Regions from separate parts of the Homo sapiens genome. Here regions 1, 2 and 3 are each linked to region 4. The links are chromatin loops, found by intact Hi-C in ENCODE. Cell type or tissue: B cell. All regions are shown on one strand. Each heading gives the region's core, and the rest is flanking DNA. Links, peaks and the distances in the headings are about the cores only.

Region 1 (7,306 bases), core at 865-5,864, 230 kb before region 4:
ACAGGGATGTATGGAGTTATCATTGTTATCATTGTTCTCCAAGGGTCTTGGGACAGCAGCCCTGCTTGTCAGCAATGGAAATAAATTTCCCCTTGCCCCTCCTGCCCCTGTACTCCCCCATTTTCTCTCTCTCTCTGTCACACACACACACACACACACACACACACACACACTCATACACACACACACACACACACACACACACACACACAGGTTTCCCTTCCTCCAAGAGCTGGGCTGATCTCAGACATTGGACACAGACACATCTGTCTCTTTCTTGTTCCTTTGTGGAATCCAAGAGTCATTTGGCAACTTCCTGGGTCTTCATCCTCCACTCCCAAAGGCACTTATGTTTGAAAATCACTTCTCCCTCTCTAGTCCCCATCACAAGTGGACATCAGTTTCCAAGAGCTAAGGAAGAAGAGCTTGAGCTGGTTGGGAAGCCTTAGCCACTACCTCCATTTACCTGAGCTGGGATGAATAGGGACGAGGGCCAGGGATCAGAGAAGGATGTGTTGACAAGGGGGCTGATGGCAGTCTCCTCCTCCAAACCACCCTGTTCAGTAAGACGACCATGTACCCTCTTCCCACCCATGCCACTTCCCTGATACACTTCCCAGCCCTCCACCACCCCCCAATTAGCCAGGCATACCCACACACACACTCCTACCACTACAGGACAAACCTCCTGCCTCCCCTGGGGGAGATGCCATCAAGGCCCAGAGAAACTCTAGCCCTCTGCTCAACTACCACTCCCATTCCCCACTCCTCCAGATTTGAGGTCACAGGGTGTTCATGAGTATCTGTCACAACCAATGGCTGCCACTTACTGTAAGCCTAAGTGGCTTCCTGACAGTTGCTATATACTGCAATGCTAAGAAATAGAGTACACTTGCCTCTTGAGGAAGTTTACATTGATTAATTTTGAACAGTAGCCTATTATTGAGGGGGACACTGGTGATGAACTTAGCTAATTTCCTAAGGAAGAAGATGCAGAGGCAATATAGACCCATCTCTGAGTAGGGAGATGTGGGGAAGGGGTCTAGCCCTCCCTGTAAGCTTCTCCTTAGGTATCCAGCCTTGCCGGGGTTCAGAAGAGAGTACAGGGCTGGGCATGTCCTCCAGAAATTTGCAAGACTTCTGCAAGAAATCTGAGATTCGCTTGAGGAGAGGGCTGGCAGCCAGAGAGCAGAAGAACGTGTACCCTGTGGGTAGAGACAAGGTCAGGGAGATTGAGTGGGGGGTGCTTTAGAGCTGTAAGCAAGGCAAGATCAGAGAATGAGATCCAGGGCAGGTCCAGGCAGTGATGGAGAAACAGGTCATGGGGAAATGGAAGAGTTTCGCAGGCTGGCTGCCACTAGGACCTTGATGTGGACCAGGCTTCCAGGGTCCCCCAGCGAGCCTGCTCCAATCCCTTTTGTGGTCCTTGCTACCTGAGGCCAGATTCCCTGCACCTGGTATCAGGAAGGCCCACTTTGGGATGCTGATAATTCCAGCTCCTCTCCAACTTCCCATTTCCCTACTAAGCTTTTCCCATGTACATCACACTGGGGCAGCCTATTCCAAACCATGTTCTACCACAAGGGTTCCTCAAAAAACAACATCCATGGTGAAGTAAATTTGAAACACAAATAAATTTGAGAACTTACATGGAAAGTTCAGCTATTTCCTCCTATGAAACTTTCATAGTCTTTCATAGGTGAAGGTACACTGCAACTCTACAAGGCACCCTGAGAATGTATTTCCTACATTGATTTGGCCACAGAACCCTCTTTGAAAGAACAGATAAAACATCTCTTAGGTCACTTTTGTCAAAGACATACACAGTCTGGGAACAGCATTCCCGAGTTATCTGAGTTTCCTGGGGGCTGTTTCTTGGATGAGAAAACCTGCCCAGGGCCCAGGAGAGAATCCTTCAGTCGGTCCTGGGAGGAGTAGCTCCCAAGAACTTGGTATTCCTTAAGGCTCCCAGATCCCTGCCAGCTGACTGACTGCCTGGCACCAAGAGGCCACAGTGCTTGCTTCATGGGGCACCAGGCAGGTAAGAAGGAAAGTCTCAATGACCAGTAGGACAATTTCCCATCTTCCCTCACCCCACTTACCTAAATCATCCTCCCCCTGACCCACCCCACCTTCCCCACCACCCATGGAGCCACATCTATGAGACAGATTTTTAAGGAGATTTCAGAGCCCTCCACCCAGCCCTGACTCCAGTCCCTTCAGCTACAAGTATGACCCCAAGTGCCTGACTTGGTTTTTCTCATTCATCACTGTGCACTTTGATTTCTAACCTTAGCCTCGCGGATGATGCCAGTTTGTTCTGTGATTTTTCCCCTTTTCCTTCTCCAGATGTCCAAATGGATTCTTCGGACAGAGATGTTTGGAGAAACTGCCTTTGCGATTGTACATGCCAGATCCTAAGCAAAGTATGTTTGAAGATACAAACACAAGTCCCTGCTCCTTAGAAAGCTTCTGGGTGCAGTCCCCCCAATGTAGGGCATAGGGCCAGGGGTGTTGGTTGTTTTGATCTTTGGCTGTTTTGTTTTGTTTCTCTTTTCTTTTTTGTATTTTGGTTTGTTAGTTCTTTTTGTTTTGTTTTGTTTTGCTTTGTTTTCATTTTTGGCCTAATCCTTGGGTTTAAAGTTCAGGGCTGCAGGTAAGGGGCAGAGTGGCAAGGCCAATACAAATGGTAACGGTGGCAAGGAACCCAGCTGGCATTGGCAGGAGCCCGTGCCGGGGTGTTGCAATGCCTGTGTCTTGCTATCCTGGCTCTCTCTTTCTGGTTTTCTTTCTTTTGGTAGGTGTCCTGTGGGATACACCGGGGACAGGTGTCAGCAGTTCGCAATGGTCAACTTCTCCAGTATGTCTCTTTCTTCTATTTCTTCTCTTCCCTGGTGACTGACAGTCTCCCCCTGGGGAGGGATGGGGCCTTGCTTAGCAAGACTAGGGGGAGATGTAGAGGGTGTCCTGCGCTCCTTAGAGGAGACGGAAACACCCCCGGCACCCCCACCTCCACATGTGGGCTGTACCTCCTGGGCACAGTAATGCCAAGTTCTCTCTGCAGCAGCCAGGGCCACACCCAGGCCTCCTCCCAACTTCTGGGGTCGGGCAGCCTGGCCAGAATGGGAGGAAGCATTTGCAGAGCCCTCCCCTGCTCCGAAGGCTGCCTGAGGGTACCAAAGGGTCTGGCAGTGAGTGTGTGTGTGTGTGTGTGTGTGCCGACGTGTTTGAGAGAGAAAAAAAGTTCTCAGAAAGCCCATTTTCCAGTCTGGCCAGAGTTTGTTTGTTTTGAGGGTTTGGAAATGGGGTAGAGGGAAGGAAGGGGAATTAAGGGAGAGCAGGACCCAGGGCAATGATTTCCATGAATACCAGAGATATTTATGTGGCTACAGGATGGTGGGAGAGGGGGCGGGGGTTGGTGCTGGAGATGCTAAAAAGTTGAGGAAATGAGGAATTGAGGGGTAACTGGTGACTCTCTCAGCACCTCTGTGGTCTGAATCCTCCCATCTAGGATTTTATTCCCTTCCTTTCTTCAACTTATGAGGTTGGAGCTTTCCCTTTTGCACAGTTTGCAAAAAAAAAAAAAAAAGAAGAAGAAGAAGGAGAAGAAAGAAAGAAAAGTGAGCCCCGAGGCCCAAGGACCCAGCCATAATTATGGAGTGCTTTTATTTGGGGCCTGAGAGCAGTTCCTTCCAGCACCACCAGGTGGAGGTGGAGCAGAACAAAAAGCCTCTGGCCGGCCATTGATTCTGCTTGAGGACCAGGGGTCCGCTGGCTTGCAAGGCCTGTCCCCAGTTACCCATCCCATCCTGCAGAGCAGGCTAGGCCCCTGCGTGCCCCCCGACCTCCTCTTCTCCAGGGAGGACAGCTGGGCCCCATGAGGAGTGTGGAACCAAGTGTCCACATGGCACTGGATACTGGGAGGTAGAACTCTGGGAGGTGCTAAAGGTGGGATCCAGGGGACCATGTAGGTAGCCTTGGAGAAAAGGGGTTTGGGGATTTAGGTCTCAGGGTGGAGAAATGATCCTTCCCAGTACTCCTCAGACCACAGCACAAAAGTCCAGCAAGTTACTCCCCACCCCAACCCCACAGGGGCATAGAGACCCCTGGGGGATGGGAGCTGCTTGGCCCAGATGGTCAACTATCTTAATAGAGTGTGGGAGGCCAAGGAGGAAGGGCAGAGCCTGTGGGCAGGACATGTGGCCCAACAGAATTCTCTAGAACGCAGGCTCTGCAATCATTTCAGAGTCATATCCAGCCCTGAGTGCAGGACTGTAGAGCAGGAGGGACCTCAAGAGAAGGCAGAGCCTAGGCAGAGCTGGGGGCCAGGGGCAAGAGACAGTGGGGCAATATTCCTCTCGGCAGAGAGCCTCCCGGGCTTGTGAGACTGTCCTGGATGGCGAGTCCCAGCCTGTCCTGAATCAGAGCAGCAGAGCCTCCGGAACCGGGCCGCTATCCAAGGCCTCTCTGCCAGCTGGGCTGCTTCAGCTTTCAGCCTAGATCTGCTAGGAAGGTCAGCAGGGCCCCGGGAGCCCAGAAAAGAGCCTGCAAAGGCAGTCCAGGCCCTTCTGCCTAGTGTCTTCAGTAGCTTGACTGTTACCTTTTCGTAAAGGATTTATGCTCTTCAAGCACTTTCCCAGAGAGCACTTCATGTACTGCTCTAGCAGATAATTACTGAAAAGGTAGTGTAAAGTGCTGGCTTAAGTGTTCAGGCTTCGGATTCAAAGAGACCTCAGTAAAAATGCCAGCTGCTGAGCTTACTAGCTCTGGGGCCTCTTTAACTTCTCAATTTGTTTTCTCATCTGTAAAATGGGGATGATGACATTTATGCCTGTGGGGTTACTGTGAGGATGAAATGAAGTGCTGCATAAGAAGGGCTTAGCAGAGAGCCTGCCATTGTGATTGGAGCACAATTTAGTACCTCTCCCAGCTACAACTGGTATGCGGGGGCAGGGCAGCATCAGCCCCCTAGAGGCTGACTCCCAGCACATCCTGAGCAAAGTGTCCAACCTGCCCAGATAGCATCTAGACCAGGTTATCTTTTGCAGAGATCAAAGAAAGAGCCTGTGACTGCAATAGCACATTGAAGCTTTTCTTTCTTCCACAAACAGCCCCTCCATTCCCCACGGGTCAAAGCTTGTCCATCTTTATGTCCCCATGTAAAAGAGCACACATACTTGTACACACAAGCACAAACGCATGAGCATGGGCTCATACATGCACAAACACACAATCATGTTCTTACATACCTGCACACATGAGCAAACCCATGAGCATGTGCTCACACCTGCACACACAAGTGCAAACACAGGAGCTCATGCTCACATCTGTACACATCACTGCCTCCTTGTCCAGGCAGCCTATGACTGTATGGCATGGGACATGTCCAGGATGAAGAATTTGCATATTGTCTGGTAAGCACAGCCCTGTTGGGAGTCCAGCATCAGGTTGCCATGGTTACTGGTCAACATGCAAATTTCTGGTTAATAGGACCTTCCGGTGACTCAGTGGTGCCACTCCACCCTGGCTGAGTGGCAGCCAATGAACATAATGAGTGGGAAGGTCTTGTCTTTGCTGGGGCGGACACAGCCATAGGCCCCTCATGTTCCAACCCATGCTTCCCAGTGAGAAAGCTGCCTACCCAGTGACTGGCCAGGCCCTCAGTGACCCCACCAATCATGCCAGCCACCACTCTAAACAGTACTGGCCTTTGACTCAAAGAGGAGGCCAGTTAGGAGCCCTAGAAGCTGCAGCTGCTACTATTCGGTTCCCAGAGGAGTGATGCAGAAGAAAACGCTTAAAGGGCTTTGGGAGCCCTGCTCACTTCTCCAGCTGGTCATTGTCCTCAGGAATACCCAGCCAGGCCTGCCCAGAAACTCAGTGGGCAGGAAAGCCATGGCTTAGCACCAAGGGACCAAAGGGTCTGGCCTCCAGTCTCCCTTCTGCCTCCTAATTTGCTGTGTGACCTTGGGAAAGTGTCCTAGCATCACTGGGCCCCAGCTGCCTCATCTAATACAACCACCTCGTCGGAAAGTGGGGCCCAGACCAGCTCTATGAACCCAATCCTCTTTGCGTCCCAGGTGTTGTGGTCAAGCTGGGCTGTTCTCTCAGGGCAGCATGGCTGGATAGCCAAACAATGTGAGCTCTCCAGCTGCCTGAAGGGTCCCTGGGCCACAGCATTAACTACTCAGTGAGAGGTGCGCCAGGGTTCTTTGAGAATTGTCAAGTTTGTACTGTCTACTCAGCACGCCTGACCAGCCCTGGGACACCCTGGAGAGGAGTGGACAAACTGTACTTACGGCAACTTTTTCCTGCCTCCAAGCAGTCAGAGTGGGAATGCAAAGAAACCAAAACGTCAAGGTCACTCCCCAACCTGGGATTTAATAGCAGTACAAGAATGGCTTGTGTCTGGAAAAGCTGGGAGTAATGAATGCTTCATTGGTGTGGTCTCTGCATGGAACTGGGGGGTTGAAGCCCCAGGATCTTCCTCAAGCCTCTTTAGTCAGAGCCATCACAGTCCCTGGCTCGGAGCCATGCTGCTCTCCCGCCCTTTTCCAAATGCAGAACCTTCTGGAATCCCTATCAGGAAGTAGATGAGAGGTCCAGGGATGGATAATGCGCAGGACTTCCTGCGGATTGCCACGTGCTCGCCTTCCTCCAAGGCAGATGAGAATATCAGACACAGTGTCACACCTTCCCTGGATCTAGTGGTGCTGACTATACACCTGGGGAAGCCAGAGAGTGAGCCAATCCAGGCTAGGAGGAGCGGGGCCCTGCACGCATGCTGAGCTCATGCCGTCCAGGCTTGTTCACATCTTCCTGTAGCTGTGTGCAAGCACTTTGGACAGACAAGGAAACAGGGATTATGGCTTACCCACATCCACATAGTGAATTAGGGATGAAACGGAGACTCTAGGCTTGTAGACCGATGCTGGCTGCTACATTAGAATGGTAGGTGAGCTTTTTAAAAACACTGTTGAGATTTCTGGGCTCCCACCTCAGAGCCAGATTTCCTCAGTCTGGACAATTCAGAAGCTCAGCCAGGTTTGCAAACCTCCTAGGATCCTATGCCCCAGGCTGATCCCCACGTAACAGAGAAGAGCCTGAGACTTAACTAGATTGGAATCACTCAGGGTGGCACAGCAGCAGGTCAGTGCAGAACTGACTCTTGAGTCAGGGTCCTTTTATCTAACCCTTCAATGATGTGGGGGTCTCCGTCACAGGGTCCTGAAATCACACATTCAAAACAGGATCCCACTTCCAAGACTGTAATTTGTCCACCAGTTGAGGAGCTCAGACATTCTAC
Region 2 (7,306 bases), core at 1,559-6,558, 57 kb before region 4:
GGTCAAGCCCAGGTAGATGAACAATATGGGTCTCACACAGAGCCAGGCCTTGGCCAAATGAACAGTGTGGATACTCATCTGTATCTCAACCACACCCATCCTGGATGGTCAGTGTGGACCCTCACCCTGGCCTTGGCCAAGCACCTGGCAGACAGGTATTGTCAACACTCACCTCAAGCTTCACCCAGACCCTGGGCAGAGGGCAGTACGGCCTCCCCACCCCATTCCCAGTCATGCACACAGAACCGGGAACTTCTCTGAGATTTGAAGCCACTAACCTCCTGCCCTACTGTGGGGCACAGATCTATTTTTCAACAAATGCCTGGAGGTCTCAGTAGCTCAGTTGGCCACTGCAGGGCAGGAGAGGGCCACCTGGAGCTCAAAGGCCTGGAGTAGCATCCCTTGAGCCACCATCTCTGGCCTCAGTGTACTCATCTAGGAAAAGCAGATTCTGACTCAATACATACTTCAGGGAGCTGTCAGGACTGCTCCAGTAATTAAATGAGATGGGGCAGCTAAGGCCCTGACCCTCTACTCCATTCCTGAGCCTCCCCTCTTCCATGTAGCTCCCTTAGTACACAAAAAAAGGGGAAACCAGGCCCAGAGAAGCCAGAGGACTACCCCACAATCACATGGCAAATTGGGGTCAGAGGTGGAAGTTGACCCCAGATCTGGGTCTCACACAGGGCCAGGACTTTGGGAATCTCCATGGACCACGGCACAGTATGGTTAAGTAGCACCTTGGTATCTGGTCCAGGCTGGGCTTGGTGTGTGTATGTGTGTGTGTCTATTACTGGGAGTGGGGCGGCAGTGGACAGGGTGTTGGGGGAGCTGCTGCTGCTGCCTCCCTAGTATTTTTAGTCTCGAGAATGAGCTGAGCTCAGGGCTCTGAGCTCCCATCGACAGTGAGGGAAATGGGAAGGTCCCCACCACCCCTCCCTCCCACCAGCAGCCTGGAGCCGGGTTGGGTGGGGGTGGGTCTGAAAAGGAGCAGGCACCCCAATGACTGGGGGCAGTCAGGCCCTGACCCCCTGCACCCCTGCCCACACCCATCCAGGCCGTCCTTTCAATGCCCCATTCCCTTGGGAGTGTGTCAGCACCCAGCTAAGCTGGCAGGGACAGGTGCCCCCATCTGCCCCCTGCTAACCTCAGCTTCCCTTGCTAGGAGCTCCAGGCCAGCTCTCGCCTGCATCAGGTCAGCGCTGCAAGGTTCCCATGACAACGGATGACAGCAGCAGAGGCTACTGGCCGCAGGGTCAGGGGTGAGGGGAGTATGGGTGGAAGAGCAGGAGAAGGGAAGGGGCCCAGCATGTGGGTGGGGGAGGGGCTAGAGTGAAGGACCCCCAAATTGCAGCTCCCTCCTGAGTCTTGGACCCCCAGAAAAGGTCTAGAACCGTGGCTGATTGATACTGGAAGGTCCATTGCACTAATTGGGAAAGCTAGGCTCAGGAAGGGCTGGCTATGCCTTTGGTCATGTGATCATGAATCCAGCTATGGGTAGGGCTTGGATGGAAATCCTATCCCCCTGCCTCCCAGCCCAGGACTCTGCTGCTTCTAGGCTAGGCATGAGGCCAGATGTCCCCTTATCCCCACCTCCAGGAAGGGTGTGGGTCCCGAAGCTCTCTGACCGGCCTGGCCATTCTGTGACTTGGATTCCCCATCCTGTAATGAGTATTCAAGGCCCCCACACTAACAGATTACTTGTGATCAAGCCTAGCCCCTCACTTTATTTTTGAGACAGAGTCTTGCTCTGTCGCCCAGGCTGGAGTGCAGTGGCATGATCTCGGCTCACTGCAACCTCCATCTCCTGGGTTCAAGAGATTCTCTTGCCTCAGACTCCTGAGTAGCTGGGATTACAGGCGTGCACTAGCACGCCTGGCTAAGTTTTGTATTTTCAGTAGAGATGGGGTTTCATCATGTTGGCCGGCTGGTCAAGAACTCTTGACATCAGGTGATCTGCCCACCTTGGCCTCCCAAAGTGCTGGGATACATGCATGAGCCACCGTGCCCGGCCCAGCCCTCCACTTTTTAACATGGGATATGTTTTGGTTCCTCTGGAAGGAGATATGTCAGGAATCAGCCTCCAGCTGACTTCCTACCTCAGTCTCAGGGCCCCAGAGTGGGGTTGGGAAGTTGCCCCACATACCCAGATTGACTAAAGGCTTCACTCCAGATACATGTTAGCCCCTCCAAAGCCTAAAGGCCAAAGGTTCCAGAACCATCATTGGCTCCCACTGTCCCCAAGACAAAATATACCCATTTGCCTTGGATCTTGAGATTGGCCCATCGTTCCCTGGGCTCTCTCCAGTGTGGTCTCCTCACTGCCCCAGAAGTACCAGTCTCCAAGCCTCCTAGATAGGCAGCATGGTACTTCGAGGCTCAGCTTCACTCACCTCCTCCAAGAAGCCTTCTTGGCTCTTCCCATGCATTCAAATCTCTTGCCTACCAAGGGGTACAAGGCTAGAGAGCTCACAGGGACCTCACACAGGATTTCTCATTCCACCTTCATAGGATATCTGAAAAGCAATGTTACTTGCTGATGAGTAAACTAAGGCCCAGAAAGGAAAGCCTTTGTAGGTCACATAGCCTGTGAATGTCCACTTGGTGCCTGGCTCCAGAACCCCTTTTCTCTTGGAACTTCTTGGGGCCTCCTCTTGGCACTCGCCAGCCTGTGGCCCTGCAGCTGGGCTCCCCAAGCTCAGACCTAACAGTTCTTTCCCCAGCCCCTCATATACAACAGGCCAACCCATGTCCTCCTCCAATTCATCCATTGATTCAACATTATTGAGCATTTGGCATTTGCCAGGCAGACAAGCCCCTCCCTCCAGGAGTGCTCCTTCTAGTTCAGAAGATCAGCAAGTGAACAGGTGAGTTCACCCAGTGTGACCCCAGCAGGATTGTGATGGGAGCACTTAGGGCAGTGGGTGCGTAGAAGAGGGTACTCCAGCTCTCACTTACAGAGTCAAGGCCAACTCTGACCTTAGAAGTCTTCTGTGCAAAACAGCTCAGCCTCTCTTAGGTCCCACCTGCCTGGGGAACCTTATTCTCATGTCTAAGCTCAATTCCACTTGCTGCAACCCCTCAAAGACTTTCTAAGTGAGTGACTGGCTGACAAAGGCCAGTTCCCAGGTACTGACCCCAGTGCTTTATCACCCAGTAGCCTCATCTGTATCTGCCCACTCACTCTGTATCTCTCTCCACCATCTCCACAAGCCCCCCAGGACAGTTCAAGAGGGCTGGCTGGATAGCAGGTCCAGAGCCATCGGATCCATCACACATCTCTTTGAGTCCCCCAAATAAATACAGCAGGTCCAGGGACCTCTTTCAGTGGCCCCCACCTCTAGCTCTATGTTAGGGAACTGGCAGTCTCGGGGAGCCATGGGAGCGGGGCCAGTGGGGACAGCAAGAAGTAGGCAGGGAGGCAAGGGTCAGAGCCTCCCCCATTGCAGGGCTGCTGAGCCAGGCCAGAAACTGGGGGAGGGAATGAGACCACGGGATTGCTGCTCGGTCCTTAGGGTCCCTGAGGGCCAGCAAAATGGAAGAGAAGGAAACTCAGCTCCCAGAATCCTCCCACGAGTTGGACTGGGGGCCATGAGGGCTGCGGGAGGCAGAGCAGACTCCTGACATTCGACCCAGCACCCCTCCTCGAGGTGGGGGCCCGGAGCTCTGGGCGCCCTCGTGATGAGGCCGGCTGCAGGGTGATTAATCTTGCCAGGCCTGTGCGTCAGACCCCCCACCCCCAAGCCTCCCATGGCCAACCCCGCCCGCGCTGCCCTGGGAGTTAATCTCCGCTCTGGGGGACTTCTCAGCCGCTGTCACTGCTGCATTAATTCTGAGGCAGAGGGAGGCAGGAAGGAGGGAACACAGTTGGGGCGTGGTGGATAGCTTCCTTGGGAGGGTTTTGTGATTAAGTGGCTGGTGAGGAGGGGTCCCAAAGGATGGGGCCTGGGTCCCCTTCAAGGCCCAGCCCTGGATGAGGGGTGGGGTCATCCCTATTTTTTCCCCCAGGCCATCAGAGCCCTTATATCCCTGGCCTCTAGCCCTCATCGTTCACCAGCTGAGCCCCAAATGCAGTTTGCAGTTTTGACAGCAGATGTCTCTGCTATTATGATTTATCAAAATGCTTAAGGTAAATAATGCACACATATTTATAGGAAAGGAGTAGGTGGTAGAAGGGGAGGGATTGACCAGGCTAAGGGGGCTTTGGGGCCTGAGAACTCAGAAGGCCCCTGCCACTGTCCTCAGCCCTCCCTACTCAGACCCAGGGTTGACCCCAGCCTGGCCCTGGGGAGATGGCTGGGTGACACCAAGCTAGCCCAGTCAGCAGCCCAGACCTGGCCCCCAGGAGGGCAGGGAGCGAGGCAGCCAGTGGCAGGACCTGTCTCGCGGGGCCCCGCCAGGCCTGGGAGGTGGCCACCTGGGGGAAGCGGCTGAGCCAGCCTCACACCTCAGCCGTGTTTCCATGGCTTCACTGCGTCCTCGCTCCTGAGGCTTCCGTCGCCTTATCAACGGCAGCGGCCACTGCTCGCCCTCACCCTTGCAGCCGCTCCCCAAGACTCCCAGCAGCTGCCTGTGGACCCACTGCTGCAGAGCCAAAACAGCCACAGGGGGTGCCCCTCCCGGGCAGGCCTCAAAGCTGGAAGAGGGGCTGGGAGCCTGGTGGGAAGACACCAGGGGGAGCGGTGGGCAGGAGCCTTTGTGGATTCAGGCTGTACCCACTTCGGGCCCCCGAAATACCCACGCCCTGTCATTGCAGGGGAGGGGGCGGTGATCCTAGGTTACCCCCTAATCCCCTATCCTCGCTCCATACTGTGCCCTTTGTTTCCAGACCTTTCTGGGCTTGAGAACATTTGGTTAAATAACTTAAATAAATGTATTAATAAATTCGGTATTCCAATTTGAATAGCAAAGGTAAAAAAAAAAAAACAAAAAACAAAAAGAAGTGCAGACAAGTTTAAGGAAGTAAGTAATACTCAACCCTAATCCCACATCTGGGCACGATCACAGGCAGCTTGTGGGATGGGGGAGGGGGTCCTTCCAGCCAAAGCCTGCAGCATGGCCAGGTGCTTAAGGGCTAGCTTCCGAAAGCAGACGAACCTGGTTGTGTGACCTTGTATGTCTCGCTACCTCTCTGAGCCTTAACTTTCTTATCTGTCAAATGGAGAGAACCGCCTAAAGCCCCCCTCATAGGTTGCTGTGAGTGTGTCAGTGCAATGGAATGGCCCAGTCCCTGGTGCACAGGCCACAGGCTCTATGCCTTGAAGCAGAAGGATCTTGTTTAAGGTCTCTAGCCAAGGGGTATGGAGGCTCCAGGGACTGGAGAAAGGAGGCTCTTTGTAGTAAGTTTCCCTTACCTGTGGACAGCTCCCCAGTTAGGCTGGAAATGCGTGAGAGAAAAATAATGTCCAGAAAGAGGAGAGAATGTGTTTCCTCAGCCCACAGATGTTTCCTACCCCTTCCATGTGTTGGGTGCCAGCGCTGCCCTTACTGAGCTGCAGACCATAGCCCTGAGGCCAGGTGATGTCACCAAGAATGACCAGTGTTGTGATGGGCTGGGGGTGGGGGGCGGGGGGCAAGGGACACTTGACCCAGCTTGCAAGGGACAAGAAAGCTCCGAAGGCGGGAGGAAGGCATCATACAGGTGGGAGATGGCAACAGGAAACGAAGCAGCATCTGACGAAGCACTGGGAGGCTGCGGTAGGCGGCCACCTGGACCCCTCAGCTGTGCCCCGAGAGTCCAGCCGCTTTGCACCCAGGCCTGGAGCCCTGGAGGACCCGGCTCACCTCCTCTGGGCCCGCCCTATCTTCACACCCTGCTGCTTGGAATCTGAGGCAGCCCTTGTTCTCCGGCAGGAGGGGAATTTAATGCCACTGAGAGATGGCAGGTCGACAGGCAGAAAGAGATGAAAGTGTCTGCACTGGCAGCCTGGCCGGCAGCCTCAGGGGACCCTCCTGCACCTCCACCACCCTCTCCAGCCATTCTCTACTCCTGCATGGCAGGAACAGCCCTCAAGGGAGATGTGGGCCTCTGGGGACAGGACTCCCTGCAGGGCTGTGTGACCCTAGGGGACAGCTGGGCCTCTCTGTGCCATGCCTGCAGGATGTTAGGGCCAAGGTCTGGGTTATTACCATGCTGGTGGCTGCCTGTCCCTCCCCTAACCCTGGCTGACTGTCTTCAGCAGTGGCTGGTCAGCCCAGGGCTGCGGGTGGGCGGGGGGGGGGCTTGGGGCCAGGCTGTGCAGTGACCTCCATCCATCCATCTCTGGCACCTGGGAGGCGGTGGGAGCCTGTGCTGCAATCAAGTCAGACCCAAGTGGCCTTGACTACAGCCGAGCCATGTAGCCATCGCTGCCTCCTTTTTTGTGGCAGTACAAAGCTGGGCTGAGCCTGGGAATGGTGGCTGGGGCCCCGAGCCAGAATCTGTGCCTGTTGGAGATGGCGTGGGTCTTGGCACTACTAACTGTGAGGTGACCTTTGGCTCTGCAAAGCACCCTGTCAAGCTCACCACCCCACAACCCCTGGCTATGTTGTCCTTCTTTCTTGGAACACAGAGAGGTAAGGGCACCTGGCCAAGGTCATCTAGCAAGGACACACACATACACACACACACGGCTTTGACACATGGTGACCAAGAAATAAGCAGGGACCCATGTGTCCAGACTCCCAGGCCCCCTTTCCATTCTTTTGGAGGTACCTGATTTTTCTCTCAAGGTAGCCAGGAGCCTGGGTTCTAATCAGGTCCCTGCTACCATCTTGCTCTTGCTATAGGGGAAGTCACATACCCTCTCTAGGCTTCAGTTTCTTACCAATAAAATGGGTAATAATTTCTGTCCTGATGACTTTTGGGGGCCAAAGAAGTAAACTTACTGGACAAACTGAAACCAACCCTGGGCCTCCAACCAGCCTTGGGCCAAGGGGAAGTACTCGTATAGACAGCCCAGCTCCTGGCCCACAATCACCCAGTACAGCCACAGGACCTATCCTTCTTCCTTCTTCCTGCACAGCGCAACCACAGCAAGCTCAGAGCAGAGGGTCAAAGGCCTCGTCTGGAGTCCTGAGTCAGGTCCAGGGCATGGGACAGGCGCCTCAGTCTGGGTGGGGGATAAAGGCAGCTAGAGACTAGGTCAGGCCAAGACTGGCTGCTGTCGGGGGAGGGGGCGCCTGGCAGGCGCTGGGCAGGCTGGGGTTGGGGGAGGCCTTTGGCGGCCTCAGAGAACAAAGAGGCCGGGGTTGCCAGGATATTCTGTGGAGTTGAAGCCGGTGGTGATGGGGCTGGGAGAGGGGCCGCAGCGGCCGTGGGAACTGC
Region 3 (7,306 bases), core at 945-5,944, 340 kb before region 4:
TTTAATACAGAGGATTTATATTTTTTAATATGGTAAACATTATCAGTATTTCTTTTTGGTCTACTTCTTGATTCATTCTTAGAAAGACTCTTCTATTCCTCCTGTGTGACATAAACATCTACCTAAATGTCCTAGTGTTTTATTTAACATTTAGGTCTCTTAACCATCTATAATTTATTTTTGTGTATTATAGGCCTAGTGTTTTAAAATTTTAGTTAACTTGTTATTCCAGTATCATTGTTGGACAGTCCATTCTTTTTGTTTTAATACAAAATGTCACTTAACATTCTACATGTATCTATAATATTACATTTTATATACGCACTGGTCCTGTTAATAAAGCCTTTGTTCAACACCTGCAATTGTTTCTTGGCTTTATATTATGTTCCACTGATTGATCTATTCTGGTACCTGAACATCATTTTTAAAATTATTGTAGCTTTATAATACATTTTCGTATCTGGCAGTGCACGTTCTCTTTTTTTGTTCTTCTTTATCAGTATTTTTCTTGGCTATTCTACGTTTATTCTTCTAGATAAATTTGAGAATCAATTATGCCCTTGGGTTTTTTAGTTTGGAATGCTGTTAAATGTAGAGGTTACCTTGGGGAGATATGTTGTAAAGTACTACATTTTTACTTTCATTTATTCCTTTTTGTTTGTTTGTTTCCTTTAATAGAGCTAGAGCATAATTTTCTATTGATAGATCCTGCACGTTTCTTACTAACTTTAGTCCTATCATTGTATGTTTTATTGATATTACTAATGGGATGGTATTTTCATTATATTTTCTAATTGCATATTGCTCATGCACTTGAGAATGCTTGATTTTTTTTACATTTGTTTTGTAACTGGAAGGCAAGCATGCTGTCTTCTGGTTTTTCCTTTTGTGGGTTTGGGCCAAAGGCATGTTTGACCTATTTTGAGGCCATTTAATTTCCTTCTGGGTCTGGGCCACAGCTCCTCCCCGCAATTCCTTGCCATTGTGAAAGGAGTTTGGGTGAAGAATGGTGGGCACAATCAACTCCTTGTTGGCTGCCCCCTAAGGACAGATGTGTTGCAAAGCAAATGCCTACCTAGTTCTTTCCCTACTCCAACCCCAGCTGTTTGGATGCCAGGAAGATGACTTACCGTCTAGTGGAAAATAGGCCCATGAATCAAAGCTGACACAGGCAGAGTGATCGTGGAGGAGCTAGGGTGTTAAAATGAAATTGATGCCAACCCTGGGGGCTCTCAGGGAAACTTTAAGGGCCTACATGTGTCATCAGCTTGGTCTCTGGGCTGGCTGAATGCATCTGACTGAGGTAGTCCTTTACTATGGCCCAGAGGCAGAGCTAGATCTGCTTCTTTTCTCCCCATGTTGGGGAAACTGAGGTTGAGCAAACAGGATAGTCTCCAGGATGGTGGTGTTGTCACTGTGTTCCCTTCTAAGAAGGATGGAGATTCATTAACTTTCAAAGCTCAAGGGGAAAAAATAAAAAAAAAAGAAAAACTGGTTATGGAGACTGGCCTCATTTTCAAGTCTGAAGCAAACGCATGTTTGGAAAGGTTTCATGGATAGTGCTAACTAAGGATTCCCAGCAGGTTTTACACATTCTACTTTGGTGGAATGTAAAGATTAGCACTGCCTTTTCTGTCTGATTTTTAGCACTTGGGGTTATATCCCAGTCATGAGCACTCTCTCAGCTTTCCTGCCTTCCCACTGCTTCCTACCACAGGCCACTTCTTCTCTTCTTTGCTCTCTGGTCTTTCATGCACAGGTTGCATGCTAGAGGAGAAGATGGTCCCAGAGGTACCCTGAAAAAGGAGATAAGCTCATCAGGGGATAGCAGGGCTGGAATAGTTAGAGAGAAACATGGAGGGATAAAGGATGTTGGTGGGAGTGGTGGACACAGAGGGTCAGAGTGCAGGGTAGAACTTAGAAGCCAAGTAGTCAGCCCAAATTAGCCTTGCCTGCATCTTCTAGTGGCTCACTCTTGAGGGCCCCTCCAGTGGAGGTGGGGATGTTGCTCTAGTCTTGGTGGTCCTATGAAGCCTACCTCCTTATCATGTGAGGTTTTATCAACCTGACTTGAAAGCTCTGATCCTGTACCCAGACCTTATCCATTGGCCAGACCAGTTCATTTTCTCTACTCCTTTCCTTTTATCCTTAGAACCAAATGAATATCCAGGTTGTTGTTCAAGTGCTCTAAAGAAGGAAACACCACCATCTTGGTTGATGTTTTACTCCAGTGTTTTGGACCATCTTGTTCCCAGAATGTTCTATTTTATAGCTATCTTAGGCCTTCTTGTAATACAAAACCATTATCCTGTGGCATGAATTGGAGAATGTGGAGAATAGTCAGACATCTTTTTTCTGTATAGCCCTTTAGGGACTTCTAAAGGTTATTCGGTTTGTCTTTGAACTTTTGCCAGCACAATGAAGTAAAAATAATACTTGTAAAGTGAGGGGCACAATGCCTGGCACATAGTAAAATGACATTCATTGTTTTTATTGCTTTATTTATATTATTCTTAGGCGATGATAGCACACTCCATTTGCAATATTATTTAAGTTCATATGTCAATGGGAGGCATGGAATTGTTCCAGTAAGGACGGGAAAGGCACATAGTGTTTCCCTTGCCCTTCCTGTTTGAGAGGTGAATGCAGTGTAAGCCAAAGGTCATCATCTATTATTTGGGGTGGAACTAGAAGCTAGAGGGCTCACTACTCCACTAAACTCTAAAATACTTGAGGGCAAGAGTTGTGTCTTATTTGTCTCTGAAATCTCTGGAGCTGAGCATAGAGTTGATTCAATAAACATTGGTAAAGGAAGGTAAGGAGACAGGGATAAGCTGGTGTGGCATCTCAGCATTGCAGGAGACACTAAGATCCCTGTACAAAAACTGTCCCTCTAACATGTCTGCCAAACTAGAGATCCTGCCTTGCTTGAACGCACCTGTTGCCTGATAACTCACTCCTTTTGAAGGCTGCCAGTGAGGTCAGCTCTAATTGGTAGAAACGCTCCTTTCATGGAGGCAGAATCTGCTTTGCCTTGACTTTTACCTGTTAGCCTTATGTCTGTCCCTCTGAGCTACACAAAATAAATTTAGTCTTTCTTCCAGATAACAGCCCTATAGATATTTCAAGATAGCTATTATTTCTTATTTCCTTTTGCCAAATCTAGAACTTGCTTCAGAAAAGCTTCAGGAAACTGTGTCAGAGTCATAACAAGTTATTAAAAGCCAGATATGTTGGCCTTAATCTTGGCGGGTTAAATTAGAATGGCCCTTTCCTAGCACTGGCTCAGGGCCAGAGTCTGCTTCTTGGGTCAGAAGAATATGGCAAGGCCTCTGAGCCCTAGAACACTATATCCTTCATGTTCTAGGCTAGGACTGTGGGCTGCCACGCGGCTGGGCTGATTGCAAGCGCCGGAACCCTCTGCCGGCAGCTTTCCACCAGGTGGCGGGGCATTACCTGCCTGAACGCGGACCCGCGCACCTTCCTCATCTCTCCACCAGGTGGCAGGGCAGGCTGCGTCTCAGCTCCTGCACCGGCCTCGGAGTGCCCTCTCCTCCTGGGCTGAGGCTGGGAGGAAAGCTGTAGGGGCTTTGGAAAGGTCTGCTGCCTTCCCCAGTGAGGACCAGCGGATGCCTCTGCTGCCCTGTGCGGGTGATGGAGCTGGGTTCTTGCTGGGCTTGCTGAGTCCTGGGCAGCCTGTCCAATAATATGCCGTTGCTTGTTGGAGTAGTGTCCAGAACACAGCCTGTTGGGAGCCAGCCCTCAGTGAAAGGCCGCCGAACGGAGAGCTCCCAGTGTGGACAGCTGGCGCTGCCGCTCAGGAGCTACCCCTCTGCCCTTCCCAGCCCTCCTTCCTCCTTCCAGTCCCCTGCAGGCGTGGAGGAAGGTGCTGCTGTCTCTCTGACCCATCCCCTTTGGCGAGGATCGACCAGGTTCCTCGCCTCACACAAACAAGATGAAGTCCAGGCTTGCAGAGTCAGAAAAAATTCTGGTCTACAGGCCTCTTCTCTATAGGGAGGATGTTCCAATCCTGCCCTGCTCCTAAACTAGGCCCCCTTGAGGCTCCGGGTTCTGGCCTTCTGCGCCCTACCCTCACGCAGGCCCTCTCAGCTCCGGGCCCACCACGGAGGCCCGTTCTTTCTGTGGTCGGCCTCATCAGCTGCCTCCGGCTTGTCACTTCCACATCTTCCCTTCTCACCCCTTCTCAGCCGGGCGGGCAGGCATGGTGATTCTGGGCCCAGCCTCGGTATTTCATTGGGACGGGACTATCGGAGAGTGGGAAGGCCTGACTTGAGCTGCCAGTGCCTGCTAGGAAAGCAGAAGCTGTTTCCCTCAGAGGCCTTGGGGGTCAGCATGGCCTCCTCCCCCTGGAATGAAACTCTGGAAGGGGCTTGAGTAAGCATGCAGTCCTGTTCTCCATTTATTTATTTATTTATTTATTTATTTATTTATTTATTTTTATGTTTTATTTTTTGGGACAGAGTCTAGCTCTGTTGCCCAGGCTGGAGTGCAGTGGTGCGATCTCAGCTCACTGCAACCTCTGCCTCCCAGATTCAAGGGATTCTCCTGCCTCAGCCTCCTGAGTAGCTGGGACTACAGGCGCCCGCCACCACGCCTGGCTAATTTTTGTATTTTCAATAGAGATGGGGTTTCACCATGTTGGCCAGAATGGTCTCGATCTCCCACCCGCCTCGGCCTCCCAGAGTGCTAGGATTACAGGCAAGAGCCATTGTGCCCGGCCCTGTTCTCCTTTCATAGGTAAGAAAATCAAGACCCAAGGTTAAAGGAGTCTTGAGGGCTCTGACTAGAGCCCAGGCATTCTACATCTCTGATGAGGCCTTGCATCTGAGGGATCTTCAGTTACCAGCCTCTCCTTAGAAGTGTCTCTGCTTTTCTTCCCACCTGGCCACCAACTGCCCTCTCGTGGGCCCACCTTGTGCACGGCAGCAGCGTCTTCATCAGCTTTTGTTGTCTGGTACATTTGGCCACCTGTGGCCTTTGTTGGGCTGCAGGATGAGGAAAGAGGAAAAGGACACTTGTCCTTCAGTACGGAGACTCTGTTGCGGAGGAGGTATGTGTGTCCTGAGAATGTCTGAGTGGGTTTTCTATTCCTCTGCCCAAGAGGAGTACTTGTTGGACATCTACCTTGTACCCAGGGCTGAGTGGGATACAAGGTAATAGTCCCTGGAGTGAAGGTCCTTATAATCTAGGCATGAGGTTGACTCTAAATAGCTTTCTTGAATCCCATGATCCCTGGCCCCAGCACCGGCCATTGCCTCCTCTTCCTTTCCAGCCACTCCCGTTGACCCTATCCCCGTGGGCTATGCAGTGTGGAGACTCCTCACATGTGATTCCCACATGACTGGCATCTCAGGTCTCCTGCAATCCCCTGGGTGTTATATCTCGGAGCAAGGGGCAAATAAGTTCTATTGATGTGGAGCCACTGGGGGAGGCTGGGGGCCTGCATGACCCCTGTTTCCTCCCAGGCCTTTTTTTGAGCAGTTCCTGTAAGCTCCTTCCCATCCATTAGAGATAGGAGAAGCCTCACTAGCCTTCTGCATGAGCAGGTATGCTCTGAGCTTGCTTTTCTGTGCACTTAGGGAAGCTTCTAAATCACAAGCTTAGATTCTTTTACCTTTCTGTTTGTAGCCCATCAGCAGCTCACCACACAGTTTCCCAGGCCCTCCAGGTCCTCCTGCTTGCATTTCCAACTCTCTCTCTCAGCCTCTCCTCATCACCCCTGACCATGCCAAACTTCCCTTTTCTCCTTTTTTAAGTCGCATATGCTCTCATTTCTAAACTCTTGCATATACTAACCTCTTTTTGTGAAATCTTCTTTTCTTCCCTCTTTCCTCCTCCAGTCTTTGCTGCTAGTTCACACCACCCCTAAGAGCTCATCTTAGAATGTCCCTCCTCTGGGAAAGCTTCCCAGCTCCCAAGAGTAGGGTGGGTCCTCTGATCTTACCTCTGATGGTGCTTGTCAGACTGAATTGTAGTCATTTGTTTCTTAATATCCCTTCCTTACCAAAGTCATACCTCCGTAAGGGAAGGGGCCAGTGGTTTTGTTTATTTGTTTCGTGGAGGGATCCTCACATTCCAGTGCAGTACCTGTCGCGTAAGTGCTCAGATTAGACTTGTACAATGTGGTATGAATGCATGGGTGGGAGAGCTGGTGGGCCTTCCTTGAAGAACTTCCTGCCATCTCTGATCTGGATTCTCTGGGTGTTTAGGTGCATCACTCCTGTGTTTCGTTGGCAATGGAGCATAGTGCACCGAGGTTCTCTGGACAGAGACCATTCATTGGTTCAGTAAATATTACTGAGTCCCTGCTATGTGCCAGGCACCACACTGACACTGGGGATACCATAGTAAATAAGCGAGACATGGTCCCTAAACTCATGGGGCTTATAGCCTAGTGGAGGAAACAAATAATAAGTAAGCAAATATAAAAAAAAAATTAGAAATTGTGAAAAGTCCTAGGAAGAAAATGAATAGGCTGATATAGGGCAATATGAGAGACTGGTAGGAGGGACCTTGCCCACAATCCCCTCTCCCCCTGGCTAGCACACCTCTCCCTCTGCAAAGGCTGTGAGCCCCACATCCATACCTCTGCTGGCTTTACCTCACAGTCACATCCTGACCTTGGCAAGAGTTGTACTAGTGAGCACTCCTGACAGCTCTTCCTTTTAGCACTGTCTGCAATTGGGGTGACGGTCTCTACCAGACTGGGAAGGAGATATATCTTGGCAGAAAGTATAGCCCTGTGCTTTGCTGCTCATAGGAAGGCCTTCAGGAGGGCCAGGATTCATCAGCAGAAGTGTCAGAGTCCCTCTGTCCAGGGGCCTGATTGGGTGAATATTCAGGCCCTGTTATACATTGGAGCATCAGCAGCACTGCTGTGTGGTGGCATGAAAGCCACGGCCTCCTGCTGGCAGCTGGGGCTGCTGCTGCCATCCCTGTTCAGGAGGACTGCGTCGCTCTGCTGTTTGGCCTGGTCTGGGGCTGGGGAATGCCTTGCCTCAAGCTCTGTTGGCAATTGTGCTGGTTTGGGCTGCTTTCTCTGAGCAGCTGTTTGCCTTCTTGGAAAACCTGAGGCTTTGGTTTGGGAGGAGTTGAGAGAGTCGGGGTGTCCCTCTGGGGTACTGTCCCCTGACCCACCCTGGAACATAGTGAGCTGTCTGGCTCCACCCATCTCCCCCACGTAGTTCCACTCTGGACCATTCACGCAGGCTCTTAGAAGTCTTAGAGCATGTGACAACTGTGCCTAGGGTGGGAGGAGGTTGCTGTCGTGGAGCCAGGTGGGAAG
Region 4 (7,306 bases), core at 870-5,869:
GCATCATTCTCTCCATGTTAGTCCAGTCCCTTCCAGGAACCTGATTCACCCCAGCAGCAAAACTAGTTCTGCCATCACATACACCTGGGAAACACAACTCAAGTGTTACAAACACAATTCACGGTGCTGCACTCACCCACAGAGAGGCCACATTCTCACTTCCCCCAGTATACAACCACACCCACCCCAGAATCCCCTCCACAGGGGGAGCAGGCTGTGCTCATGCAGCTGAAAGCTCTGGCTCAGAGACCTTGGTGGGGAAACCACCCCTAATCTCTCACCAGGTGCAACCCAACTAGTGTGCACTGCTACTGGCCCCATTTCCTGCCACTCTCAGAAAGCTGTAGAACACAAAGCACTTCCCTCCTAAAGGTCACCCACCTAGTTACAAAGGGACCCAGAGCCTCCCAAATAAACTCCTTAAGGACTATCCCTTGTCAGTCCCCCTTTCCATTTCTCCATTTCCCCCTAGAGAAGCTGAAGCACCAGTTTCAGTCCCCAGAAAGGCTCTCCCCATTCCAAATCCAAAGCAGGAAACAGGGCTGGCCCCAGAGCTCAGCAATCTCCCCACTCCCATTCCCAGTGGTGCATGTGTGTGGGAACAGGGCCAAGATTCATCAGTCCTTCAGCACACCCTTAAAGGCCACTCCTGTGGTTCCAGTGCAAGGCCAGCTGGGCTGTAGCCCTCACTTCCTCAGTTCAGGCCTGGGCCCACCCAAGGGCTTCCAGGAAATCTCTTGTAGCCAGGGAGCTCCCCCTAAAGGTCCTGTCTAGAATGACTCCCCACATTCCCTAGTTTTGCCTGGCTGTGTGACCTTTGTTAATTCCCCAACCTCTCTGTGCCCAGATCCCAAGTCCTGCCCACAGATCCAAGACACCCTTCAACCCCCTCACAGAGGCTCTCTTTGACTAGGGAGAGAGGTGTGGGCCTGTGACCTAGAATGTGGAGAGGAAAGATGCTGGCTGTAGGTGCCACAATCACCCAGTCATTTATCCCTCTCCCTTCCCCTTCAAACAGAGCTGGGAAACAGCTGGGGGAGATCTGGCCTCCTTCCACAGCATACCCCTCCTCCGTGGCTGGAGGCAAATCCTCCCCCAACCCCAGGCTTTTATTCACCAGGCAGGACAACTGGATTCCCTTTTGTCCCCCAAGGTAAGGGGAAGGACAGACAGACACTGGGCAAGGACACACAGTCTGGCTAGCCATGGCCATTATTCTGCCTGCTCACCCTGTTTGTGGGCACACTCTTGCAGGCCTTAACAAGTGGGCATGTGAGCCATAGGCTGCAAAAGGGCCCAGCCAGTCTTCCCCAGGTCCCTGGATGTCCCAGGAGCTAGCCCAGCTCAAAGGAGGGCAAACCTCTAGCATGTACAGGAATCCAAGAAAGATGTCTCACTGTCCAGGCCTACCTCCCTGAACCATAAGCACCCACGGTCACAACCCTTTAATTTGATAAGGTCATTTTCCACCAAGCATTGCCTATGGGTCAGGCTGGTGACCAAGTGCCCGTTTTCTAGATGAGAAAATCAAAGCAAAAGACAGATAAGTTTATTGCCCAACTGAAAACCCATGGTCTTGTGATTCAAACCCAGATCTGATCCTGTTCTTCAAAGGCTACAGAGCCTTCGTGTTTATGCATCACACCCTGATGCATAAACACTAAGGAGTGTACATGCTCACAATTCTCACTCTCAAGCTCCTGAACACATGTGCAGTCCCCTTCTGCACACACACATACAGGCTGGCCTAAGCTCTCCCATGCCTGGGGCCTGTCAGCCACATTCTCCATGGCTCCCTCCTTCTAACAGGGACAGGGACAGGCAGGGAATCTAAATTCCCGGGTTTCCGCCCTGACCCTGACCCCACTCCTTTCCCACTCAGAGAACACATACCTCCTGCTACAGCCAGAAAACCAGCCCCAGAGGGAGGCCTGGGGGAGAATAAGCAATTCTGGGGGCCAACTGCCTAAGCTCCAGTTATTTGCCTGGGTTTGACATAATAGGAAGTCAGCAGCTTTCCCTGCAGGTAGCTCCCACCCTCTAGCGAGGCTAGACCCAAGGCTTCCCTCCTTATTCCAGAAACTTTCTTAGTTGAGATTCCTTTGGATCCAGCAAAATCCCTCACATGATTAGGCACTACAGCAGGACTCGTGGAGCTCTCAATACACCGTTCTCCTTAGAGTCTATCAGTAGGCAAAAGCTTAGGTTCTAGGTACCAACAGCACCCAGGCAGCTTTCCCCATCTAGGGGCAGTGGTAGCTAATTCTCACAGCCCTGCCTGGGGCTCCCAAATAAACTCCTTGACCTGGGAATTTAGATTCCCTGCCTGCCCCTGTCCCTGTTAGAAGGAGGGAGCCATGGAGAATGTGGCTGACAGGCCCCAGGCATGGGGGGCTCAGCCACTTGGTGGGCTCAGCAAATCTGGAACATTTGCATATCCAGATGGCCAAGCCTTGAATTTCAAAGATTTCCCCATGAAGAGGCAGCTGGCTTCCGGGTGGTGGCCCTGGACGCTCACACCTGTTGGGCTGGAAGACTGAGGAGACCAGGGCCCCAAAATACAAGATAAACTTGAAACAGACAAGAACATTTCCCAGGCCCTATCACTAGCCCCCAACTCTGCTCCTTCTGTCCCCAGGCCTCCATCTTCAAGGTCTAAGGAGCCATGTGCTGGTTGCCCAGGGTAGGTGGGCAGGCAAGTGATAATGGACTGCTGCCTCTGTGACCTGCTAGAAATATGGGATCTCCTTGTTCACATGCAGCAATAGACAGATCTTTTCCTGCATGTAACCTGGAGCTAGGTGGGCAGAGGTCCTAACCTGGAGCCTGGTTCACCTATTCACACACAGAGACATGGCTGCCATAGCAACGGGGAGGGCAGAGGGGAGCTGGCAGCTTGACACTTCCAGTAGGCTTTGGGCTGAAATACAAGTCACTAACCTTTTCCTTCACTGTAAGGCTGAGAACCTGACTGAACTTGGCACTGGCCCATCTGATTCTGGATATACCACGCACAAAGCTTAAGTCCGAAAGAATCTCCCCACTCCAACAAAAGCCCCTCTCAGGTTGTGCCCATGCAGATTCACTGACCACACGCCTCACGGTTGTCACAGCTATGGGTCACCACTGCCCTCTGCTGGCCACTCAAGGCACTAGCATCCACTCAGACACCAAAGCCATCATCTCACTCCCCACATAAGCAAACACACTTCAGTCATCACCTCCATCTGTGGGCACTGAAATGCAACTCCATTCAGCCGTCCTCTGAGCCAGGGGGCTGACAGGAGACAGGAAGAACAGGGACCACCTCAGGGACACAATGTATTAAGGAAGAAATCACAAAGGAATTCTGCTCCCTCCAATATACATCTGAAACTTCAAAAGGAAGTGCCCCCCGCCCTTTTTTTTTTTTTTTGAGTCAGAGTTTCTCTCTTGTTGCCCAGGCTGGATGCAATGGCGCGATCTCGGATCTCGGTTCACTGCAACCTCCACATCCCCGGTTCAAGAGATTTTCCTGCCTCAGCCTCCCAAGTATCTGGGATTACAGGCATGCACCACCACGCCTGGCTAATTTTGTATTTTTAGTAGAGACGGGGTTTCTCCATGTTGCTCAGGCTGGTCTTGAACTCCTGACCTCAGGTGATCCACCTACCTCGGCCTCCCAAAGTGCTGGGATTACAGGCGTGAGCCACCACGCCTGGCTGGAACTGCCTTTTTATGAAGCTTGGAGGTTGAATCCAGGAAACAGTACCTGCCCTATAACTTGTTATGCACCAGAGCCTCCCCAACTTGCCTTGTTTCCTCCAAAGGAGGACTAAGCTGAGGTCACTTGGAACCATCCTTCCAAAAAGCTCACCTTCTCTGGCAAGTTTGGGAAAGCCTTGGTTTCCCTTGTTCCTTCTGTCACTCTGCAGCAGGTGACTGAAAGTCTCAGGTGCCCTCTCAAACGAGGCCAGCTCCCCTCGACTCTCTGTGCAACACATGACAGGTAGCCACACCTTCCAAGATGGCAGTGATGCTGGCTAGGAGGAGAAACTGCCCACAACGACCAAATCAGTATTGCCCCTTAATCAGATGGGAAAAGCTCCAGACAACTGTCACCACATAGGTAGCTTAGCATTTGCCAACTACCTCAAACATGGAACACTTCTCTTACCCAAGATGGTGCTGGCTCTGCGTCCCAAATGTCAGATTGTATTTGTGGGTTGTTTCTAGAAACCTCCAAGTCAGAGGGCCCAGGAGCTTTGGAGCTTCTAAAGCAATCTCATTTTCTATGGAGAACTTTAAACCCAAGGAAAGCTGGCAATTTGAAGACTAGGTTTTAACTCAAAAAACCAAACCCTCCCCACTCACATTTTCCAGAGGCTCTAAAGTTTAGGGAAGGGTGACATCTTTTTAAGATTTAAGATTTTTAAGTACCAAAAAGGAAGTTTAAACAGAATTGAGAACAAGTGGCTCAGGGCAGGGAGAGGTGTGCCTGGGAAAATGGCAGTTGTCACTCCTCGCATCCTTAGAAGTTGGGAAAGGAACATGGTACATTCACCAAGGCTGCTGCTGCTCTTTCCTGTACAGCAGTCACAGGAGGCCTGGGCTGGACACTCAATGGCCTCTTCTTGGCTTTTCCAAATGGGATCAACCATTTGCTTTCAGAGTACAATGTTGGGCAATCAGGCTCCTCAGCTCTGGAAAAAACCATTCTACCAATAACAACTTACACAGGACGTTAAGAACAAACACACAAACCACCACTCAATCAAGGAAAACTATTAAGCTGCTGTCTTGGCACTAAGGTATTCATATAGTTTTACATCTGCTAAGAGGCAGATTACGCTGTGTCTCTGATCAGATAAAGATCCACAAATAGTTTAATTTAATGAAAAGTGACTGCTCATCACAAAAATGTCTGCCTTTGCCTTACCCAGACCAGGAGTAGACATAGAAAGAGCAAAGCTGGTTGGTGATTGTATTATACATTCAGCCAGAGGACAAAGGCCTTAAAGGCTTACTTAGTCCTAACCATTGAGCTTTTCTCCTTACATTGACTAAGGTAAAATATGCCAGCAATGAAGGAATTGCTTCATGAATAGTAACCCTGACAATGTGATCCCGTCTCATTTCCCTATTTCTAAGCCCATCTGAGAAATTGGTCTGGAAATATACTGAGGGGCCTGAATATCAACCACTTATACCAGTCCTGATTAAAAAAGGTTATAGTGCCAGGGAAACACTTAAAGAAGGTTTTTGTGGGATGGAGAAAGCCAGTTTTCATCTAAGTGCATGCACAATATAAAAGAAAATAGGCTGGGCGAGGTGGCTCATGCCTGTAATCCCAGCACTTTGGGAGGCCGAGGTGGGTGGACTGCTTGAGCTCAGGAGTGTGAGGCTGCAGTGAGCCATGTTTGCACCACTGCATTCTAGCCTGGGCAAAAAAGTGAGACCCTCTCTCAAAAAAAAAAAAAAAAAAAAAAAAAAAACCACACACAAAAAAAGAGAAAAGAGAGAAAGAAAAAGAGAAAGAAGGAAAGTAAAGAAAGAAAAAGGAAAGTGGGGAAGGAGGGAGGGAGGCAGGCAGGCAGGCAGGCAAAGGGCAGGGGAAGGGAGGGAAAGGAAGAGAAAGAAAGGGAAAGGAAGGGAAGAAAAGGAAAATAGAAGGGACTAGCTCCAGGAGTGCCCCAAAGGAAGTCTATTTCCTCTTGCTGGATGTATAGTGCAAATAGTTTGCTACCTTCAGTTATTTTCATATTAAAAATCTGCTTTCTTGGCTGGGTGTGGTGGCTCATGCCTGTAATCCCAGCACTTTGGGAGGCCAAGGTGGGCAGATCACCTGAAGTCAGGAGTTCAAGACCAGCCTGGACAACATGGTGAAACCGTCTCTACTAAAAATACAAAAATTAGCCAGGCGTGGGTGGCATGTGCCTATAATCTCAGCTACTCAGGAGGCTGAGGCAGGAAAATCACTTAAACTTGGGAGGTGGAGGTTGCAGTGAGCCAAGATCGCACCACTACACTCCAACCTGGGCGACAGTGAGACTCTGTCTCCAAACAACAACAACAAAAAACAAACCTGCTTTCTCCTGCCTAACATCACTCACCAAAATAACCCATCACTTGAAATAGTGTTTCATAAAGGGAAAATGAGGAAATCAAAAGGAGATGGATTCCTAACACTAGTTACAGTTTTCTGTAGGAGTAATAAAAATGCTTACTCCTGATTTGGAAGGAAGGAAAGATGTGTTTATAATCCTGAAGACCTGGGAATGAGAAGAGAGTTTTTTTTGTTTTTTTTTTAAGACTGAGTTTTGCTCTTGTCGCCCAGGCTGGAGTGCAATGGCGCGATCTCGGCTCACCACAACCTCCGCCTCCCGGATTCAAGCGATTCTCCTGCCTCAGCCTCCTGAGTAGCTGGGATTACAGACATGTGCCACCATGCCCGGCTAATTTTGTGTTTTTAGTAGACACGAGGTTCCTCCATGTTGGTCAGGCTGGTCTTGAACTCCTGACCTCAGGTGATCCGCCCACCTTGGCATCCCAAAATGCTGGGATTACAGGCATGAGCCACAGGGCCCAGCTGAGAGTTCTCCTCTTCAAAACTTACCCTGGGTAGTTAAGGGGTGCCATACAGCACACAGAGACAAAGCCAGAGTTTCACCTTAATTACAGACAAGGGACAGTTTATAGGCATTCCAGCCATAATTTAGAAATAATCCATTTCTCCTGACAAGCTACCCAGGTCTCAAAATAACTTGTTGAAACAAAGAGGAATGATTCAGAAAGCAGAGTATTTTAGCAGTTGGAAGTGGAAAAAGAAGGCCTCTATTGCTAGGTTAGTGTAGAGAAAGGGTCTCTCTCTGACAACTACCTTTTCCTTCTCTTCACAGACCTTCCTAACTTCTCTCTCCCCACCCCTACCGCCCTCCTTCCAAGTCTCTGTACTACTCAAAGTGCATAAACTCGCAGGACAATGATACCTTTGACTACTGATTCGCCAATAGCAAAGCATATAAGTATCTGAAGTGACTTCATTTTACCAAAAGACACTGCCCCAGCTTTAACTTGACAAAGTACTTTGGGCTATTAAGAAGCAAACAAAAGGAAACCATACACTTGACGTTCTCCTGTAACTTTTCCAAGATAATCAAGGTTGCTACAGACTGGATTTTACATACGACAAAGTCATAGAAACTTCTGTGAAGAGCAATGTGGTCCAGATGAAAACAACCCTGAGGGATTTTTTGTTGTTGTTGTTGTTTTTGGTGAGTGGGAAAGGTGGCTTCTCTCACTGGGCTTTCTTTCTGGCCAGGCACAT

The links. A loop is a pair of places that touch in the nucleus more often than their neighbours do. Peaks named below come from ENCODE experiments on the same cell type or tissue, not always from the same donor. Only the 100,000 strongest peaks of a DNase experiment are listed, where the experiment ranks them.
Region 1: it touches region 4 in a loop (19-fold over the local background); 8 of 110 quality-filtered maps call a loop at or near these places.
Region 2: it touches region 4 in a loop (22-fold over the local background); 105 of 110 quality-filtered maps call a loop at or near these places.
Region 3: it touches region 4 in a loop (8-fold over the local background); 12 of 110 quality-filtered maps call a loop at or near these places.

What each region holds. Positions count from the first base shown.
Region 1 is chr5:139,860,669-139,867,974 of GRCh38, reverse strand. NRG2 (neuregulin 2) reads left to right here. Exons shown (of 10, transcript NM_004883.3): 5 at 2,350-2,426. Among named protein-coding and RNA genes, the nearest start is that of PSD2, 69 kb to the right of the region's middle. In B cell, for the core only: CTCF peaks have their summits at 3,512 and 3,712 (motif pointing right); a DNase peak (open chromatin) is centred at 3,714; H3K27me3 peaks cover 605 bases.
Region 2 is chr5:139,687,013-139,694,318 of GRCh38, reverse strand. No RefSeq gene overlaps it. Among named protein-coding and RNA genes, the nearest start is that of CXXC5-AS1, 41 kb to the right of the region's middle. RefSeq lists a silencer at 4,337-4,446. In B cell, for the core only: a CTCF peak has its summit at 4,088; DNase peaks (open chromatin) are centred at 4,098, 5,078, 5,372 and 5,778; H3K4me3 peaks cover 433 bases; H3K27ac peaks cover 1,975 bases.
Region 3 is chr5:139,965,127-139,972,432 of GRCh38, reverse strand. All of the region lies in intron 1 of NRG2 (neuregulin 2), which reads left to right. Among named protein-coding and RNA genes, the nearest start is that of NRG2, 75 kb to the left of the region's middle. RefSeq lists an enhancer at 3,317-3,366. In B cell, for the core only: CTCF peaks have their summits at 3,274 and 3,488 (motif pointing right); a DNase peak (open chromatin) is centred at 3,482; H3K27me3 peaks cover 2,494 bases.
Region 4 is chr5:139,629,297-139,636,602 of GRCh38, reverse strand. No RefSeq gene overlaps it. Among named protein-coding and RNA genes, the nearest start is that of CXXC5, 15 kb to the left of the region's middle. RefSeq lists a silencer at 86-305, a cis regulatory region at 115-950 and an enhancer at 2,985-3,279. In B cell, for the core only: CTCF peaks have their summits at 2,915 and 3,115 (motif pointing left); DNase peaks (open chromatin) are centred at 1,540, 1,743, 2,245 and 3,122; H3K4me3 peaks cover 322 bases; H3K27ac peaks cover 3,937 bases.